Regions from separate parts of the Homo sapiens genome. Here region 2 is linked to region 1. Evidence: chromatin loops called from intact Hi-C (ENCODE). Cell type or tissue: HepG2. All regions are shown on one strand. Each heading gives the region's core, and the rest is flanking DNA. Links, peaks and the distances in the headings are about the cores only.

Region 1 (4,398 bases), core at 132-4,131:
CTGCAAGGGCAGTCACTCTGGGTCACACAGACCAGGAGCATAAAGGCAAACTCCTCGGGGACAGTTCTACCCTTACTACTCTCCCAATGCACTGTTTGCCAGAGAAGAGGGGCCCAGACCACAGAAAAAGAACCCTTTCAAGACAGAATCAGTTTCTAGAGAGAACCCCAATGCTGCTCAAATTCAGTCATTCAGCCAACAAATACCATGTGTTACACCGTGCCAGGTACTGGCTAGTGATCTTGCCTGTGTTAGAGATATCCCATTGATTCCTTAACTAAAGAAGAATCTTGGAAAATGCAGTTTCAAGTTCCCTGATAAAATTCAGCCACATGGTAATTCACAGAAAAAGCTGATACTTAATCCTAATTATGAACAACAAAACATTAGTGACTACCACTGATCTGAAACTTAGTACTCATTATTTCTCATTTTAGCAAAAAAAAGATTAAAAACAAAACATAAACCTGGGGTGTGCATCTGTAATCCCAGCTACTCGGGAGGTACACAGCTACATGGGGTGTGCACCTGTAATCCCAGCTACTCAGGAGGCTAAGACAGGAGGACTGCTTGAGCCCAGGTGTTCAAGTCTAGCCTGGGTAACACAGTGAGGTCTCATCTTGAAGAAAAAAAAAAAAACACACAACAACAAATAAAATAAAACACAGTAAAAAACAGGAAGTCACCTTCAGTTTTTGAAGCTTCTCTGTATTTGTGGTGAAGTGTACAACATGAGCTTGGACACGCTCAAATCGCTTTAAATATTCTTGGTTTCGAGTATGAGCCTTCTTTTCAGATTCACATATTTCCTTCAGATAATTCTTTAGTTTTACATATTTCAGCTTAACTCTAGAAAATTAAAAGCAGTTTTAAAACAATGGACTAGACTTGGACGAATCTAAGAAAGGGAATTTTCTTCATCAAAATTGTTAATGAGACAATGTATTCTAAGGTATTTTACCCAAACCACCGAAACCCAAACAACAAAATGTATATACACATTTTTGGAGAGAGAAAGTTAATGCAGCACCACTGAGGTATCATATCGGTTTCCTCTAAGCATAACTCCCCTGAGAAATATATATAAGACCACATTCTAACATTCACACAGTAAAGATTTCTATGGATTTATTTCTCAAAATTAAATGTGATTTCAAGAGTAGTGTCTATGTGGACATGTTCGACGAATGGCTCACTAACATTCTTACATATGACAATTTCAAAAATAACTGCTCATATGGAATTAAATCAAACTACAAATCACAACCCATAAAATTAAGAAATTAAAAAGAAATTTAAAAATGTAAAATACCAAAAGCTCTCATTTAGATAATATAAACATACTTGTTAGAAATTGCTACAATATAATTCACTATTAAAATATTTTATAATATATGGACTATAATTACTCCAACTGTGAAAAAAACTTTCAGACTCTTATCCAAAGTATAATAGCAAAAACATATTCTGCATTCCAATTTTTCTGTACATAAAAAAACATACTGGATAGTTCAAGTTGTGTAGTCGACTTTTCTCATGGCACCAACGCTGTTAATCCTAACTCTTCTTCCCTGTTATACAGCATTTCAATTGTTGGCTCAATAAATTATTCAACATTCTTTCATCAAACAAAAATAAAATTTAAAATGACAAAAATATTCACCCTCAAAACAAAGATTTGCAAAGATGCTGGAGATGTCCAAAGTTGTTTAACAACAGATCTTAAACTTCCAATCCTAGGCCAACAATTTTCAAGAAAGTCTTTATCGTGTTAATAATTCTGCGCTTTGACCATGGTTGGCTGTCTTCATTTTTCTTTCTGAATAAAAACTGAAGGCTGGTCTTATTGCTGCCCATGTCTCTGCATTTTTGACGCAAGTAACTGTAACAGAGGTAGAACCTAACATACTGTCGTTCACACTCAGGCACTCAGTAAAGCTGCTGCTGGTGGTGTCTACCCGGAGTGGGTACAATTGTACTATGCCTTCTCCATCCAAATTCTAGTTCCATTCCAGCTACCACATTAACCTTCAAAGCTGACCACATGAGTGAGTAACTCATCTACCCATGCAATTATCCATATATTCAGCACTCTAAAGATCAAAGTCTTTCAGCTAAGGTCAACAAAGAAAACAATGAAATAAGTAAATACGTGATGAATGCTATGAGGGAAACTAAAAAGGACTTCTACACACCGGGCAACCTGACCTAGCTGAAAAGGCCAGGGAGGCCTTCCCAGTGGAAATAACTTTCAGCTAAGACCTGAAAGATGGGTCGGGCATGGGGGTTCATGGCTGTAATCCCAGCATTTTGGGAGGCCGAGGTGGGTGGATCACCTGAGGTCCGGAGTTCCAGACCAGCCTGGCCAGAATGGTGAAACACCGCCTCTACTAAAAATACAAAAATTAGCCGGGTGTGGTGGTATGTGTCCGTAATCCCAGCTACTCAGGAGGCTGAGGCAGGAGAATTGCTTGAACCCGGGAGGCAGAGGCTGCAGTGAGCCGAGATCACACCACTGCACTCCAGCCTAGGCAACAGAGCAAGACCCTGTCTTGGGGAAAAAAAAAAAAAAAAAAAACCTGAAAGATGAATGAGAGTTAATCAAAATTGATGAAGCCAAAAATGAAAAGATGAGGGGAAAACATTCCAGGTGGGGGAACAGCATGTCAGAAAGCTCGACGGCAAAAAATAGGAAAAAGAATGTTGATAAAATTGTAATAAATAATAATTGGCTCTAGGTCAGACACTGCTTTAAGGGTTTGTATGAATCTTAGTGAGTTCTCACAGCTGTCATTGTTCCCATTTGACAGAAGAAGAAATGGAGGCACCGAATGTTGGAGTAATTGCCCCAAGGTCACCGGCTCAGAGCTGGTGAGGCTCAGATGGAAGTGAAGCACCTAACCACAGAGCCTAGAAGTTTATACCACATTACAAAACATCCCGTCATGCTTAAGAGCCTGACGTTTCAGTCAGTGTCGAATCTTAGGGAGAGGCTGGAGAGAGATGGTGATAATGTAAATTAAAAAGGGTGCAGATAATGGCGTGTCTGGTGGGCTGCTGGATGAGACACCCTTTGTGCCCACCTCACGCCTCCTGGCCCGACCTTTTTTCTACCATCCACAGTCGCCACAGTCGCCACAGCCGCCACAGCCTGCTGCATGTGGTATAACCTGAGAGCGTCTGCCTCTGCCTCTGCCTCAGCTGCACTTGGCATTTCAGGGCTGCCGTTCTGAGTTTGCAGCATGGAAAAGCCTAGATGTGTAAAGGAGTTAACTCCACCTGGGGCTGCCCTTACCAGTGGGGGTCAGAAACCGGTAGGAATACAGCCCCATCTCCTTTCGCAGGATTAGACACTGTGCGGAGCAGAAGGGTAGTCTACACTGCTCCTCTGAAGGCTCCTCTGAAGGTCTGGAGGGACTGAGCCCCAGGTGCTCACTGCAGTGAACAGCTCTTATTTCGGTCAGCCCAGCCCTGCTCTCCAATTTTAGGTGACCACCTTGTCAAATAAATTACCACTTATACACAGACCCTCGTCTCAGACTCTGCCTTCTGGCAGGTACTAGGTGGAGGCAGCCTTGTTTGGATTTTCTTCTACAGGCAATCTAAGCAAGCCTATTTTTAGCAAATCATATCCTCTGTCTTCCAGGAAACAGTAAGAGGCTGGGAGAGAAGCAGCAGCTCAGTGAACTGACGGCTTGGTAAAAGTGCCCATCCTTTTCTCACACTTGCCCCTCCCACCACCAGAAGGCCAGGAGCCTTCCCAAGAACAGACTGCATGAAACGTCTACACACAATCTTCTGCCCTTTAGCCATGGGCTAGAAAAATGGCAGCTGCCAAGGATCCCCTCAGACTTGGGCCCACTCTTGAGGCCACAGCATCCACAATGCTGGCTATTTCTTCCACACACAAAACAACTGATTTCTTGTCTCTTTCAGAGTTACTAGAGTCATACGGCTGTCTACCTCAACTGGAAGCTTTGGAAGTACACTAAATCTTAAAACCAAAGAATAATTTTGAAGACAAGGGAAAGAACTGACCTAATAGGTAATTTGACTTTAAAGGATTCTTGGCCTCTCTCTCTTCTGGATGAGATCTTTTCATTTCTCACTCATAGTGTGACATGGATAAATTACAAACTTAATGCTATCAAAGCCAGAAGTTCTTCATATGAATAATATAAGAGGTAATGCCATACTTTTGGCTTAAGGATAAAGTTCAGTTTTTATAAAATAGAAATTAAAATATTTAAGATCTGCTCTTAATAGTGGAGGAAGAAACCTAAAAAGGATAATGCGTACAATATATTATTCACTGCTTATAATTTTAATAGTCATTCTCATATATCCATGAACAAATGAGATACCAGGTAATCCTGCCTACAGTAGTACCTTGAAAGA
Region 2 (4,398 bases), core at 239-4,238, 120 kb after region 1:
GGTGGTGGGGATGAAGGGACCGAGGTATTTCACTCATTATCTAAGGCCCCCTGCCCCAGCACGGAATTCAACATTCCAAGCAAGCACTTTGCTCTTTAGGAACCAAGGTCATAATTGTCTAACCCCATCAGTCAGGGCTTTCAAGCAAACAAACGCCAGGCGCTGCCCATAGAATCAGGCTCCCCAGGAGGGCAGAGAAAGGGGGCTGGGCAGGGGCTGTGGGCACATCTTGGAGATATCTACCCACTGTTTGGAAGCAGGTGTTTACTAAACACTTACAATGCTCAGGATTCTAGGTATTGTGGCTTGAGCACGCACAATATGAGGGAAGAATCGGACGGAACGTTTCCACCATCTGGAACCACAGCAGCCAGAAGCAGAAAGGAGAGGTAATTGTCACCAAAGCATCACAAACTCTCCATGTTTACTTACTCTGCTCACACTTCTGGAGACATCTTCTCTTCCTCCCATATGGGGGGACAGCAAGGGAAAAACTGAAGGTGCATGTGAGCGTGAGAGAGTGTGTGTGAGTGAGTGTGAGTGTGTGTGTGTGTGTGTGTGCGCGCGCGCGGCAGGGTAGAATTGTTTTCCCTCAGCTCAGAGATTTTTGCTTTCTGGAACATCAAGGCTATTTATTGCTAACATACTATTAGAAAACATGAGAAGATATCAATAATTTGTTCCCCCTTTAGCAAATTAGAATGATTCTCCTTCCTTATGAAGATGAGGTGATTTTTGTACACCAGGCCATTCAAGATATAAAAAATGATCTGTCCCCTAAATATCTCATTAGATATAAACATTTGATGAAATGCGCTTTAAGGCACTTGTGATATCAATTTTAAACTAAGCCAACCAGGTAACCTGCATCAAAACAGGCCACACCAAGCTCAAATCTGTTGTATTGTGAATGCACCATTGAAAAACATGAATGGACTTTATTCTGAAATTCTAAAAATGATTTTCAAATGCATTTGAACAAAATTCTTCACAAAATAATGAAACCTACATCCGAGCTACTACTAAGTCCCCTTTTAAAGTTCGGCTTCTGAGTTAAAGAGTGAATGTTTCGGAGGATATCACCTTTAGTAAAGGAAAAATAACACAGTAGAGGGAATTTGCTAGTGGCAGGAGTATCTGCAACATTGCAGACATCATACGGGACATTCGCAGGGCAAATATTCCTGACAGTATGGCTTCCTAGTCACCTGAGAAAGAAGAGGTATAACCAAATCCACAATGTTGGCTAGAATTAGCTCATGCAGTGCCTAAAATCCCAGTCAGCCATGACGGAATGGAGGCCCTCTCACTGTTGGTCCTGTGTTCCTCTTAGAACAGCCCTCACTGAAAAAACGTCCTTCTTTCATCTGTTCAAGTGAGGCTGATGTGCTTGCTCATGTGATGTGGAAGAAAGGAAAGCAACAAGAAATGTAATTATTTTGACACATTCTTTAAAAAAAGGTTATTATTCCTACTTAATGCAAAGTGGTTTACACTGCCATTATGAAAGAGAGTCCACCGTCCTTGGTCTCTATACTGTGAGCGCGCCGAAGATTCAATGCCAGACACAATCGGCAGTCACTAATAGTTTGATGACAAACTGCGGGGAACGATCATCTCAGGGCTCTGAGAAGTGTGGAGGTTCCCTCCTCCTTCCAGCATTCTGTATGCCCTACATTTTACCCCCTTTTACAAGGAAAAGCTTATTTTTACCATGTGAGACGGAGCAAACAATTTTGAGGGTCCCATCCCTCATGATTCTATTGTTTTCTCCCCAAGTGACTTATTTATCCTGGAACACCATTGCATGAGGCCTAGGTGGTGTGATTCTTTTGAAAGAAGTTCTGGATGAGAATTGCACCTTCGAGTTATCATGGCACTGTCCTGCCTGCTGCGAGAGCAGTTGTGGGTGCCTGTGAATCATTGTGTGTGAATAGTTGCTCCTTTGGGGGAGAAATAGGCTCGTTTCTGTCCCATCCCATTTTGTCCCGAAGACGGTTTAATGCTAGGAGATGGACATCTTACAAACCCCAAACTCTGCTCAGCTTCGACCCACCCTGCAGCTACAGAGGGGGCTCAGATGTTCCACCACAAAATACCATTTGCGAGCAGGAGATCAAAGCCACTCTGATAACTCACCCGTCTTATCATGCTCCTCGGGCATCCGGGGGAAGGAAAGGATCAAAGTCATAAATAGAGGCCATATCACTGATGAATAATTTACATGCACAGTAGGTGGGAGTGAGTTAGTACATAAAGGTCCCTTTGAAGAGGAGAAAAAAAATTGCTGCCTTTCCTAGCGAACACTGGCTTTGGCAGAAGCCCATAAGAGGGAACCTTTTCACGAAAGGATTTAGCTTTGCTCGGACCATGGCCACAATGCTCTGAGAGTCATATATGCACACTGGGGCAGGCCTAGCAGGCTCAGAGGGCTTTTAAACACTCATTTATTCATTCATTACCCAAGTGGTGAGAGCGCTCAGACTCCATAGCTGAGTTAATAACTCCAGCCAGAAGCCTGCAATGAAGGAATTCCAGCATCCCTGGTTTTCTCATCATGATAACTACCTTTCCCTACTGTGTCCACTCTCATCTCTAGGGGTTCTAATAAAGTTATTTTAAATTAAAGACAGGCTTAAAACTCCACCAAACCAAGAGATTCATACCAGATTTTCCCGCAGAGTAATAATTATATTTGGAACAAAAGTGCTTTTAGGTATATGTGTATCTGGATTAAGTGAGGCTGCTGGTATTCTACTATAAATGGAAATTTCATCTCCCTTTTCAGGATGTAGGCATAACAATTGGCTTTTGAAAGCAGTCAAATTCATGTTTCTGAAAAGAGGAAAAAAAGCAGAAAGAAATAAAGATGCATTTAGCTTTTTACTCGAGAGCAGGCACGTTGTTCTCCCAGTCTGCCTTAATTTTGGATGCTGACATCATTCATGCGTTTTAAATTATTAGATTGATAATCACTTCCTTAAAATAATTTCAGCAGTCAGCTACGATAAAATAGATTTCTTTCAAAGACTCCTTAGTTAAATGTGCTCAGTGCTACTTTCTGTATCATGCAGGTCAATTTAATTCAGCTCAGCTCCTCTACCCAGCTAAACAATTGCTTTTCAGTCTCTGGAGAGCGTGGTGAATACAGCCAAGAATACCCATCTAGAGATGGCCTTGGACACTTTTGCTCATAAAAACTTGACATCTGAAGTCCCACTCTTTATTAATCTCTTGTCAAAGAGTTAGTCAAGATTTCTGAAAAAAGTCAATGTCATATAAATCATTACTAATGATTCAATAATGAGTGAGATTAAAATGGAAGAATGCAACATTTTAAGAATAGCTGGTTAGGCGTCCTGTCTACAAGCAACTCCTCCCACGATGGCTCCACCTTGCCATCTGCAGCCTGCTTTTCTCTGTAGCTCCAGACTATGGCAAGTAGCCTCCCATTGCATCTGATGGTTTCCATAAGACCAACATTGCAGGTATCTGCATCTGTGTGTCTCTCTATCCAGGCATTTTCCCCATGCCTCGTTTTTTCTCTCTTATTAACATGGCCTTGCCACTTGCTTTACTTGGAAGGCATCTTTGCCTGTGTTTCTCCAGAAGCAGACCCTCAGAAAGGTGTTGAGTGCAAGGTGTTGAGTGGTTTATTTGACAGGTGACTGCAGAAAGTACAGGTGGAGGAGAGTGCAAGTGAGATAGGGAAGGGAAGAAATCAATATGTTTGCATAAGGAGCAGTTTACAGGTGTGGGCAACTGAGGCTCAGTCCTGCTGGGGACCTCTGGGAGGTAATGTGGGACACGTCTCAGACTTGTCCTACCCAAGGGGTGTGGAAGCTGGGGTATGTACCCCCAGATTTTGTTTGTCTTTAGTTGAGAGGCCAAGTATACCTCTTCAGCCAGAGAAAGCTCTCTCTGAAGTTGCTGGCTCACACGAGAATAGTGAATGTCCAGAGGAAACGGAAGGGGCACCGACTGCCTCGGCCACACCAGGCAGGCTGAACTCACACATACAAGGTGCTCATACAAGATGCTCACACCTGGCTCCATACCCAGCGTGTCACTAACAGGCTGTGTGTGACTTCCAGAAGTCATGTACCCTCCTTGGGCCTGTGTGGTATGAAATTGACTAAAGGATTCTTTGGAGCACTCCAAGCTCCCACAGGAGTCCATGGTGGGCTCCCTCATCCTTAAAGTACTGCGCTAAGGCCTCCCACCAAAGCTGCCCATCATGTGATTGCCCCACAGCCCTGCTGTCCATGTGGGTTGGGTCCTGGATCCATCTCCCATCCTAGAATACAGTTGGTTGGATGAGTGACCACCTGATCCTAGGAAACCAATCAGAAAGTGGGTCAAAAATATTTTGTGACTTGATTTGAAAAGATAAGCTGG

The links. A loop is a pair of places that touch in the nucleus more often than their neighbours do. Peaks named below come from ENCODE experiments on the same cell type or tissue, not always from the same donor. Only the 100,000 strongest peaks of a DNase experiment are listed, where the experiment ranks them.
Region 2: a loop joins it to region 1, with 6 times the contacts of the local background. A loop is called at or near these places in 2 of 110 quality-filtered maps.

Annotation. Positions count from the first base shown.
Region 1 is chr20:21,132,841-21,137,238 of GRCh38, reverse strand. It overlaps KIZ (kizuna centrosomal protein), which reads right to left. Exons shown (of 13, transcript NM_018474.6): 3 at 687-849. Among named protein-coding and RNA genes, the nearest start is that of KIZ, 9.0 kb to the right of the region's middle. RefSeq lists an enhancer at 567-776. In HepG2, for the core only: no CTCF peak of the experiment used is centred there; a DNase peak (open chromatin) is centred at 2,088; H3K4me3 peaks cover 400 bases.
Region 2 is chr20:21,015,670-21,020,067 of GRCh38, reverse strand. No RefSeq gene overlaps it. Among named protein-coding and RNA genes, the nearest start is that of LINC03083, 47 kb to the right of the region's middle. RefSeq lists enhancers at 1-325, 1,429-2,628. In HepG2, for the core only: no CTCF peak of the experiment used is centred there; a DNase peak (open chromatin) is centred at 2,237; H3K4me3 peaks cover 554 bases.